Regions from separate parts of the Homo sapiens genome. Here all the other regions are linked to region 2. The links are chromatin contacts, found by Hi-C or POLR2A ChIA-PET in ENCODE. All regions are on one chromosome and are shown on one strand. The core of a region is the stretch at or near the end of the contact, and the rest is flanking DNA. Distances in the headings are between cores, read along the strand shown. Region 1 holds the start of CBLN3 (cerebellin 3 precursor). Region 2 holds the start of C14orf119 (chromosome 14 open reading frame 119). Region 3 holds the start of NEDD8-MDP1 (NEDD8-MDP1 readthrough).

Evidence for each region. A loop is a pair of places that touch in the nucleus more often than their neighbours do. ChIA-PET counts read pairs that join two places held with the same protein, here RNA polymerase II (POLR2A). Pooled maps may share reads with other maps.
Region 1: a loop to region 2 is called in a map of B cell, with 9 times the contacts of the local background. The contact joins the promoter of CBLN3 here to the promoter of C14orf119 in region 2. A Hi-C loop is called at or near these places in 1 of 168 maps with a recorded cell type or tissue (B cell), 1 of 37 single-sample maps with no recorded cell type and 4 of 50 pooled maps. POLR2A ChIA-PET finds 5 or more read pairs at or near these places in 1 of 52 experiments (HepG2).
Region 3: a pooled map shows a loop between it and region 2 (7-fold over the local background). The contact joins the promoter of NEDD8-MDP1 here to the promoter of C14orf119 in region 2. A Hi-C loop is called at or near these places in 8 of 50 pooled maps. POLR2A ChIA-PET finds 5 or more read pairs at or near these places in 6 of 52 experiments (CD4-positive, alpha-beta T cell, HepG2, IMR-90 and 3 more).

What each region holds. Positions count from the first base shown.
Region 1 is chr14:24,428,218-24,430,917 of GRCh38, forward strand. CBLN3 (cerebellin 3 precursor) reads right to left here and starts at 1,451. Exons shown (of 3, transcript NM_001039771.3): 1 at 538-1,451; 2 at 69-188. The coding sequence starts at 837. It overlaps KHNYN (KH and NYN domain containing), which reads left to right and starts at 1,737. Exons shown (of 8, transcript NM_015299.3): 1 at 1,737-1,902; 2 at 2,497-2,700. The coding sequence starts at 2,514. RefSeq lists a silencer at 1,574-2,113 and enhancers at 2,144-2,323, 2,468-2,700.
Region 2 is chr14:23,094,140-23,096,839 of GRCh38, forward strand. It overlaps C14orf119 (chromosome 14 open reading frame 119), which reads left to right and starts at 1,366. Exons shown (of 2, transcript NM_017924.4): 1 at 1,366-1,480. ACIN1 (apoptotic chromatin condensation inducer 1) reads right to left here and starts at 997. Exons shown (of 19, transcript NM_001386863.1): 1 at 836-997. The coding sequence starts at 973. RefSeq lists enhancers at 738-1,047, 753-1,276, 1,088-1,167, 1,188-1,397, 1,277-1,800.
Region 3 is chr14:24,230,912-24,233,616 of GRCh38, forward strand. It overlaps NEDD8-MDP1 (NEDD8-MDP1 readthrough), which reads right to left and starts at 1,456. Exons shown (of 7, transcript NM_001199823.3): 1 at 1,339-1,456. The coding sequence starts at 1,356. NEDD8 (NEDD8 ubiquitin like modifier) reads right to left here and starts at 1,456. Exons shown (of 4, transcript NM_006156.3): 1 at 1,339-1,456. The coding sequence starts at 1,356. It overlaps GMPR2 (guanosine monophosphate reductase 2), which reads left to right and starts at 2,018. Exons shown (of 10, transcript NM_001002002.3): 1 at 2,018-2,066; 2 at 2,308-2,429; 3 at 2,568-2,687. The coding sequence starts at 2,343. RefSeq lists enhancers at 1,320-2,185, 1,352-1,646.

The DNA of each region.
Region 1 (2,700 bases), core at 201-2,700, 1.3 Mb after region 2:
AGCTGGGCTCCCCTTCTTCCCCCTCCCCACCCTCCTGAGCCGGGGATGGGGGCCAGTGCTGAGGTCACCTGGACAGTTTGGCGGTTGTACACCTTCACCACATGGAACCGGAAGCTGTAGACACCCCGGACAGGGGCTACGAAGGAGCCAGAGGCCCGGTCAAAGCCACCGCCCTCGTTCACCAGGACCTGGGGGAAGCAGAGCCTGCTGAGTGGGGCTCAGGAAATGCCCATGGCTCAGGGGTACCATGGGGACTAGGGGCAGGGGCAGTGAGTAATGAATAGAAGGAGTGGCAAGTAGGAGTGAATAGGAGTGAACAGATTCAAAAGAAATGGTGAGAAGGGGCAAGGAGAGGGCTGCGTATGGGTGGAGGGAGGGGAAACCGTCGGTGGGGTGGTGGGGCAATAGGCCAGATTAGTGAAAGATGTAGGAAGCTGTTTTCTTAAAGCCTCAGAGACAGCAAAGTGGGCTTGGACAGTTGCTTCCAGGTCCTTGCAGGGTCTTTCCAGGTCCCCTGGACAGGGGTAGGGGGATTACCTGGTCGAAGTAGATGGCCCCACTGGTGCCATTGCCGGTTTCCCCTGCTGGCTCATGGTGGTGGCTTCGGACCGCAGCAAATGCCACTCGCCCAGGGGGTGCCTCTCCCAGGGCTGCTCCCCCGGGCCCCCCTGCAGCAGCTCGGCCAGGCTCACAGACCACCAGGCACTCCCCCTCCAGCAGGACGGGCTCTGACCCCTCCTGGGCCCACCCGGCCCCCAGGGCCAGAAGCACCAGAACCAAGGGCAGCCCGGGACTGTGTAGGGGACCTGGTAGCCAGTGTGGCTTGGCTCCCAACATGGCTGAGGGGCTCTGCAACCCACAAGTGCCCCGGTCTTCTGCCCCTCTTCTGTTTCCGCTCCTCTCCCTGGATTCTCACCGCCGGCACCCTGATCGTCTGCCCTCTCTAGGCTCGCTGAACCCCCTCTCCATACCTGTGTCCCAGCTCTGTCCTGCCTCCCACTCTTACTCCTGCTGTCACTGCAGTTCCCTCCTCCTTGGCAGAGCATGCAGTGACAGCAGTTGGGCTTTGGGAGAGAAAGGAGGGATGAAGCCGCCTGCCCACTGGACGGGAGGGCTGCAGCCAGAGCTTCAGGGCAGCCCTGCTGGATGGGACAGCACTGAGGGCTGGACCTGGGGGGATGGAGAACATGGTATGTGTGTGTGACGGGTGTGACAGAATGTGTGAGTGTGTGCATATGCCAGAGGCAGCCCCTCAACCCCTTCCTCCTACTCTTCCTCTCTTCAAAATCCCCCACAAATCAACAGCCCTTCTTCGTGGCATCTTTCCGTTTGTTGGAAGAAAGGGGTACTCCACCACGGGTACCCTCCGCCTCCCGCCTCCCGCCTACCCCCTCCGCCACGATTGCTTTGGTGGAAAGTGCTTGGGCCTAGAGCACCAGTGGGCCAGTCACGCTGCCTCTTTGGTCGGCCACATCTTTATTCGCGGGAAACAACTTTCAACGCATGGTTCCCCTTTCCGAGAAGTAACTGCGCAGAATGCGCGAGGACCCTGAGGGCCGGGAGACAGACGGGAGGGCTGGTGAGAAGCGCAAGGGGCGAGCCCTGGAGCCGCCGAGGGGACTAGGCCGAGCGGGCCCGTCGGGGCCTCTGGGCGCGGCGGCGGGGTTGGGAGGAGGGCGCGCAGCCGGGAGGAGCTGGGCTGACTCCGCCCCAGGCCAGGAAGTGACTCAAGAAACAGTTTGCGTGCGATGTGGACAAGAGAGGTCCCCGCTGGGTGAGGAACCCGGGAAGGCCCGCCCAGATTCGGGCCCCCTGCCCTTGTCCCCTGGGCTGGGGGCGCGGGCAAAGCGGGGGCCTGGCGGGCGCTGAGAGGACCTGAAGCCGGCGCGGGCGGCGGAGGCGGTAGGCGCGCCCCTCCACCGCGCCCGGGAGCGGGGAGCGGGGGCCGCGGTGCGGAGTAGGCCCGGCCCGGGGTGGCTGCCCCAGTCCGCGGTGGGCGGGCCCGGCCCGGCCCGGCCCCTGGGCCCTGGGCGGTGCTCCTGGCCCGACGGAGAGGGGCAGCGGACGGCTGGGGGAGGGGTGGGAGTGGCTTGAACCTTGGAAATGGCAGACCAGGGCCCCCAGAGGACAGCCTAGTTCAATCCCCTGCTGAGGATTCGTCCTTAAGAAGCTTCAGAGTGCCCCAGGAGACTCCTTCTGGCCTCCAGGCCGAGCTGGAGCCCCCCCACCCTTCTTGCTCCGGACTGTGGTCATCCTTTTCCAAAGCCCAGACGCCCACTCTCGATAGACAGCCTTGTTTACCGGGACTTCCTCTCCGGAGAGGCCTGCGTGACATACACCCTCCCTACCTCCAGTGGACTCAGATGCTTGTCACCTCCTGGGGCTGTTTACCAGAGCCTTAACTAGGTGCGACCTGTTGATAGCTGGTGTAGTCCCAGGAACCAGGATTTGGATGGAGGGTACAATGAGGCTCTGAGCTGCCTTCTCCCCTTCCAGGGCTGGGGGCAGCAGCCATGCCTACCTGGGGGGCCCGCCCCGCGTCCCCAGATCGCTTTGCGGTGTCTGCGGAGGCTGAGAACAAGGTTCGGGAACAGCAGCCCCATGTGGAGCGCATCTTCAGCGTGGGGGTGAGCGTCCTTCCGAAGGACTGTCCGGACAACCCCCACATCTGGCTGCAGCTGGAGGGCCCCAAGGAAAACG
Region 2 (2,700 bases), core at 116-2,615:
AACTATCAGCTTCTGTATAAGCAACGGTCTGCCAACTCAACCCTGGAGCCAACCCAGACCTAATCTGCACTACCTGCCACGTATCCTGTTGAACTCTAATTAAAACCAAGACATCCTCATCTTCCCTTCTTTAAACCAAACCTATACACTTGAATCGAGCTACACCTACCTCATGACAATCCCACCTTAATCTACTCAAACCGATTCAAAATCCCCAATATATATCAACCTGCCTCGCCTCTCTCACCAATATTCACCAAACTCTTAACCACCCAAATTGCCACTAGATGCCACTAAATTAGAGACCTCTCTCTCATCAAGTCCCTTCAAATAAAGGTCTCTCTTCATCTCACCTCCTCATCTAATCGAGCAGACATTTTACCCTACCCCAGTCCTATTCGTGCAGATACCGATACCAACCCCATCCACCCCTTCGCGCAACTATACCCCTAACTCCGACCCAGCCCAACTCGCCCCCCTCAGGCCAGCAACGCCGTAGGTTGTAGTGGGATTTAACTCCTTCTGCAGCGCATGCGCCGAAACCACAGATACAAACAAGGAGGGGGTGGGGGAAGGAGGAAGGAGCTTAAGACACTCCTGGAGAGTAGTGCACACCCTCCCATTTGGGCTCGCGCTGCTGCCGTTAAGGCGGGAACCGGCGCGATCTCCATTCCAGCGCGAACCTCATCAACCACCGTGCGCGCGGATCCAGAGGCTCGCGCTGGCGGCCTGAGCGAGCTCGCGCCGAGCCCGGATACTGCGCCTGCGCCGCGGCAGAGGCTCGTCTCTACCGGGTCCGCTCTCCTCCGACACCCCAGCAACGCCGACTCCTCACCCCTTTGAGCCGCTTGACCAGGGCACTCTTCTGCCCGCTCTTGGCTAGGCCTCGCTGCTCCAGTGCGGCCTTCAGGTCGGTCACCCGCAGCGCCTGAAGAGGCTTCCCGTCCAGAGTCACCTCCTCCAGCTCCGCCATCTTGCGTGAGGTACTCGGGTCCGTCCCGACGGCTTCGGGCATCTTCGGTAATTTCCGCCAACGCCCTTCGAACGTACCGAGATGACCCCGCCCACTGCCATACTCTACCCCTCGATTACCACTCAGAACTCCCCGGGTTCCTCCGGATGTCCTCGGATGTTTCCGTCTCCACATCGTTACCAATCAATTCTTTCCATCCGCCCTGCAGCGCCCCTTTTCTCGCCCTGCTTTCAGGCTCGGTTTTCTTCGTCTTGCCGAAGCTTTGAATCGAATATATTCGGAAACCCTCGACCCTGGTATAACCATAATCGGAGATGTTCGTTTATTTCCGGACCTAGAGATGAGGCGCTGGGGCGCTTGGGTGTTTGGGGCGGGTCCGAGGCCGGAAGTGCGTGGGCTGCCGGGCTGGCCCAGCTTAGGGTTTTCAGGAAATTTGGAAGCTGCCGCAGTAGTTGGAGTCTAAGGACTCGTGACAATCTTCGGGTGCCCTTCGAGAGAAAAGGGGAGGTAAGCGGGGTAGAAGTACCTCTATGGGCCGGGTCAGACTCGGTGTTTGCGGATTACCTTAATAGGGCAAGCCCCCCACTCCTTAACGCAAACAGCTTCTGCCCTCTGTCCTCTGAATCATAGCCACTCCCATCTTAGGCTTTTTTTGGGGAGGGGCGGGGGGCTGGTGCGGAATCGGAATAACAAGCTCCGTGGGGGTGCGCAAGAAGCATCGCCGTGTCTTCGGACCCAGACTATGAACTGATCTATGACGCTGAACTTGAGTTTGAGTTTGCCTTGGAAGCCATGTGGCAAGATTCTGGGAAAGTTCTTCCTTGCTCCGCAGAAGAGAGTAAGTTCCCTTGGAGGAACTGCTTCCTGTAGGGCAAGAACTGGAAAATGCAAGCGCCCTGAACTTTTTTGGTACTTGAACTAATATTAATTGTTTAGGGGCTTCTTTCTTTGTCACTACCAATCCTCCAACTTGATGCAGAAGAAACACAAACAGTAAAATAGGTCACAGACAAATAGTTTAGAGATTTAAGAGATACGTTAGAGATTTAAGAGACTGAAAACTATTAAAGTCAAATTGGCTGATCTTTCCGTTGCATTCATGATGCAAAATCAGTGGCAAGGTGCCGGGCGCGGTGGCTTACGCCTATAATCCCAGCACTTTGGGAGGCCGAGGCGGGCGGATCACTTGAGGTCAGGAGTTGGAGACCAGTCTGGCCAATATGGTGAAACCCCGTCTCTACTAAAAATACAAACAAATTAGCCGGGCGTGGTGGCGTACGCCTATAGTCCCAGCTACTCGGGAGGCTGAGGCAGGAGAATCGCTTGAACCCAGGAAGCAGTGGTTGAGATCACGCCATTGCACTACAGCCTGGGTGACAGAGCAAGACTCCGTCTCAAAAAAAAAAAAAAAAAAAAAAAAAATTGCAAGGCACCAATAGATACCATACTAAAAAAAAAAAAAAATTTTTTTTTTGTCACTCCACTCTGGGTCCCTCCACTCTGACGCAGGCTGGAGTGCAGTGGCGCGATCAGGGCTCACTGCAGCCTCAACCTCCCGGGCTCAGGTGATGCTCCTACCTCAGTCTCCTACGTAGCTAGGACTACAGGTAGGCACCTCTACGCTCAACTAATTTTTTTATTTTTTGTAGGGATGAGGTTTTGCCATGTTGCCCAGGCTGGTCTCGAACACCTGGGCTCAAGCGATCCTCTTGCCTCGGCCTCTCAAA
Region 3 (2,705 bases), core at 206-2,705, 1.1 Mb after region 2:
CCGGCCTTTTTTTTCAGGCAGGGTCTGGAGTGCAGTGGTGCCATCACTGCTCACCGCGGCTTCGACATCCCAGGATCAATCAATCCTCCCATCTCGGCCTCCCGAATAGCTGGGCCTACAGGCATGCGCCCAGACCCTTGGCTAATTTTTTGAATTTATTGTACAGGCAGGGTTTCGCCATGTTGCCCAGGATGGTCTCCAACTCCTGGGCTCAAGCGATCGGCCTGCCTCGGCCTTCCAAAGTGCTGGGATTACAGGCGTGAGCCACCGCGCCCAGCCTATTTTCTCTTTTTAATGGCGCCAGTGACCCATTCACCTATTAAATTGATGTTACGACTCTTATATAGGCCGCTACTCAACGTTAAAAAAAATCATCTTTAACATACTATTTTAATACTAGACCTCAAATCTTAGCTAAGAAGTAGTTTGGAAGGACTGGGGAAGAGAAGGTTAAGAATGACTATTATGTACGGTAAATATGCTAAGAAGCTGATGAAATAACGATAGATTTACTTAGCTACAAAAAGGCCAAACTAGCATTAGACTTCACTTGTCAGCAGTTTTGTTTTTTTGAGGGGGGCGTGGGGGGGGGGGTCTCTGTCTGTCTGAAGGCACAAAAGAGGAAACAGCAGATAGGACTAACGAGGGCTGGAAATTGGTGAAGAACCACCACGGGAGTTGAGAGATGCAGATGAAGGAAACCATGGCTAGTAGCAAGAACTAGGGCAGCGGTAACTAACCTGCCTCAGCCAAGGAAGTGAGGCTGGTCCAGGATGCCAGGCTCAGAAAGGCAGGTACTGACTGAACACACTCCCCGCTTTGGTTCCTGTAGGACGGGTGAGATACCACACCTTGGCAACCACCAGTAAAGGCTCATAGTCTAGCCCTTGGGAGGCCCCGATTTTAGGGCTGTGCTCGGAGGCGACCTACGTTAGGGACTGGGAGAAGCAGGTACCCTGGGAATGAAGAATGGAGAGCAGCGCTTACTCCAAGAATCTGAGAGACGGGGGAGTCAAGCCGCTGCTAGGCCTTCTCTATGACTGCGGGGGTTCGAATACAGTGAGACCCGACAAAAGCGACCCCATTCTGGGTGATAGCACAGTCCTGGCAAAAAAGCAGGCATGGCAAAATACCCCAGGGTCGTCAGGTGGGACCTGGGCCCCGCTCTCAAAGCCCTTCTGGGTCCCCCTATTTCCCACCACCCCTCGCGCGGAGCCCTGAGGCAGTCAGCGTCCTCCAGGCTAGGGAAAGGCGTGGTTTTCCTTCCCCACGTCTCCCGTAAGGCACTGCTGCCAGCCCAGTACTACTGCGTCTTGGCAAGGCTGGAGGTGCTCCCACCTTCACTTTAATTAGCATCTTCTTTCCAGTTTGGGGCTGCACACGGATAAATTGCTGCTCCTACCGCTCCGGTCGCCGCTGCCGCCCTCCAGCACTCTTGCCTGCAAGGGCCACTTCTACTTCCGGGTCACTGTCTGGCTCCACCCCCCCCCCCCCCCCCACTGGGTTCCGGAAAGGCTCAGGGTTGCTCCCGCGTTTCGGTTCAGTGACGTCGTAAATTGGAATGAGGCATCCAGTTTAGCAACAGCAGAGATGACGACTCTGCGATTCTGAGAGTCCCTGGCGAGCCCGGGCTAGCGAAAAGTGGGGGCAGAACGAACTACATCTCCCATCGTGCCAGGAGGCGGTCCCGCCCGTTTCCCCCTGGGAGTTGTAGTCTAACCCCCTCGGATCCAACAGCAACCTCAGTGCGTGAACTCTGTTATCCAGAAGGCCTCGCCCTGCCGCCGCCGAAGCTGGAATTCGTCGGCTAGTAGTTCTCGCCGGCAACTAGAGGAACCTGTTGGCGTGGCCCAGAAGGCTTAGCGGGATTGCACGAGGTTAGTTGCTAAGCAAGGTGGTCTTTGGTCAACTGCCGCCTGGACCAAGGCAACAGGAAGTGAGTACCTCTATTCCGGAAACTAGTTATGAACCCTCCCCGCCCCCCGTCGCCAACATTCCTTCGTTCCCCTAAATCAGCCTCTTGCCCCATTGCTCTTTGCAGGGGTAGAAGAAGGAAGTGTAGCGGGGTAAGGAATGCACCGTCAGGGTCTCTCACAACCCTTTCCCAGCTCTCCTCCCCAACAAACAGTACCTGGGATGGAGCCCTAGGGTAATCGCAGCCACGGGATGGGTCGAGGTGACAGGCTTCAGGGACCACACTTCGGCCTTTGCCCGACCTTCCACAACTTAAGCGAAGAGAGGCCACCAGCCGTAACAGGGCGTTAAAGCCCAGGGGAAGATTGGTCCTTATGACTTCCTGCCTTCCAGCCCTCAGATTCATCGCTACCCCGAGGCTAAGCGCCATGCCTCATATTGACAACGATGTGAAACTGGACTTCAAGGATGTCCTTTTGAGGCCCAAACGCAGTACCCTTAAGTCTCGAAGTGAGGTGAGCAAGCTTCTCTACTTGCTGTTTCTTGACCCCACGCTCCCGGTGGGCCACAACCAAGAAAGATGCCTGTCCTTGTCCTAATATGGTACGTTTTTTGGATTAATGAAATGGTCAATTTCCTGTTCATATCTGCAGGTGGATCTCACAAGATCCTTTTCATTTCGGAACTCAAAGCAGACATACTCTGGGGTTCCCATCATTGCTGCCAATATGGATACTGTGGGCACCTTTGAGATGGCCAAGGTTCTCTGTAAGGTAGGGCTTTCCTCATGC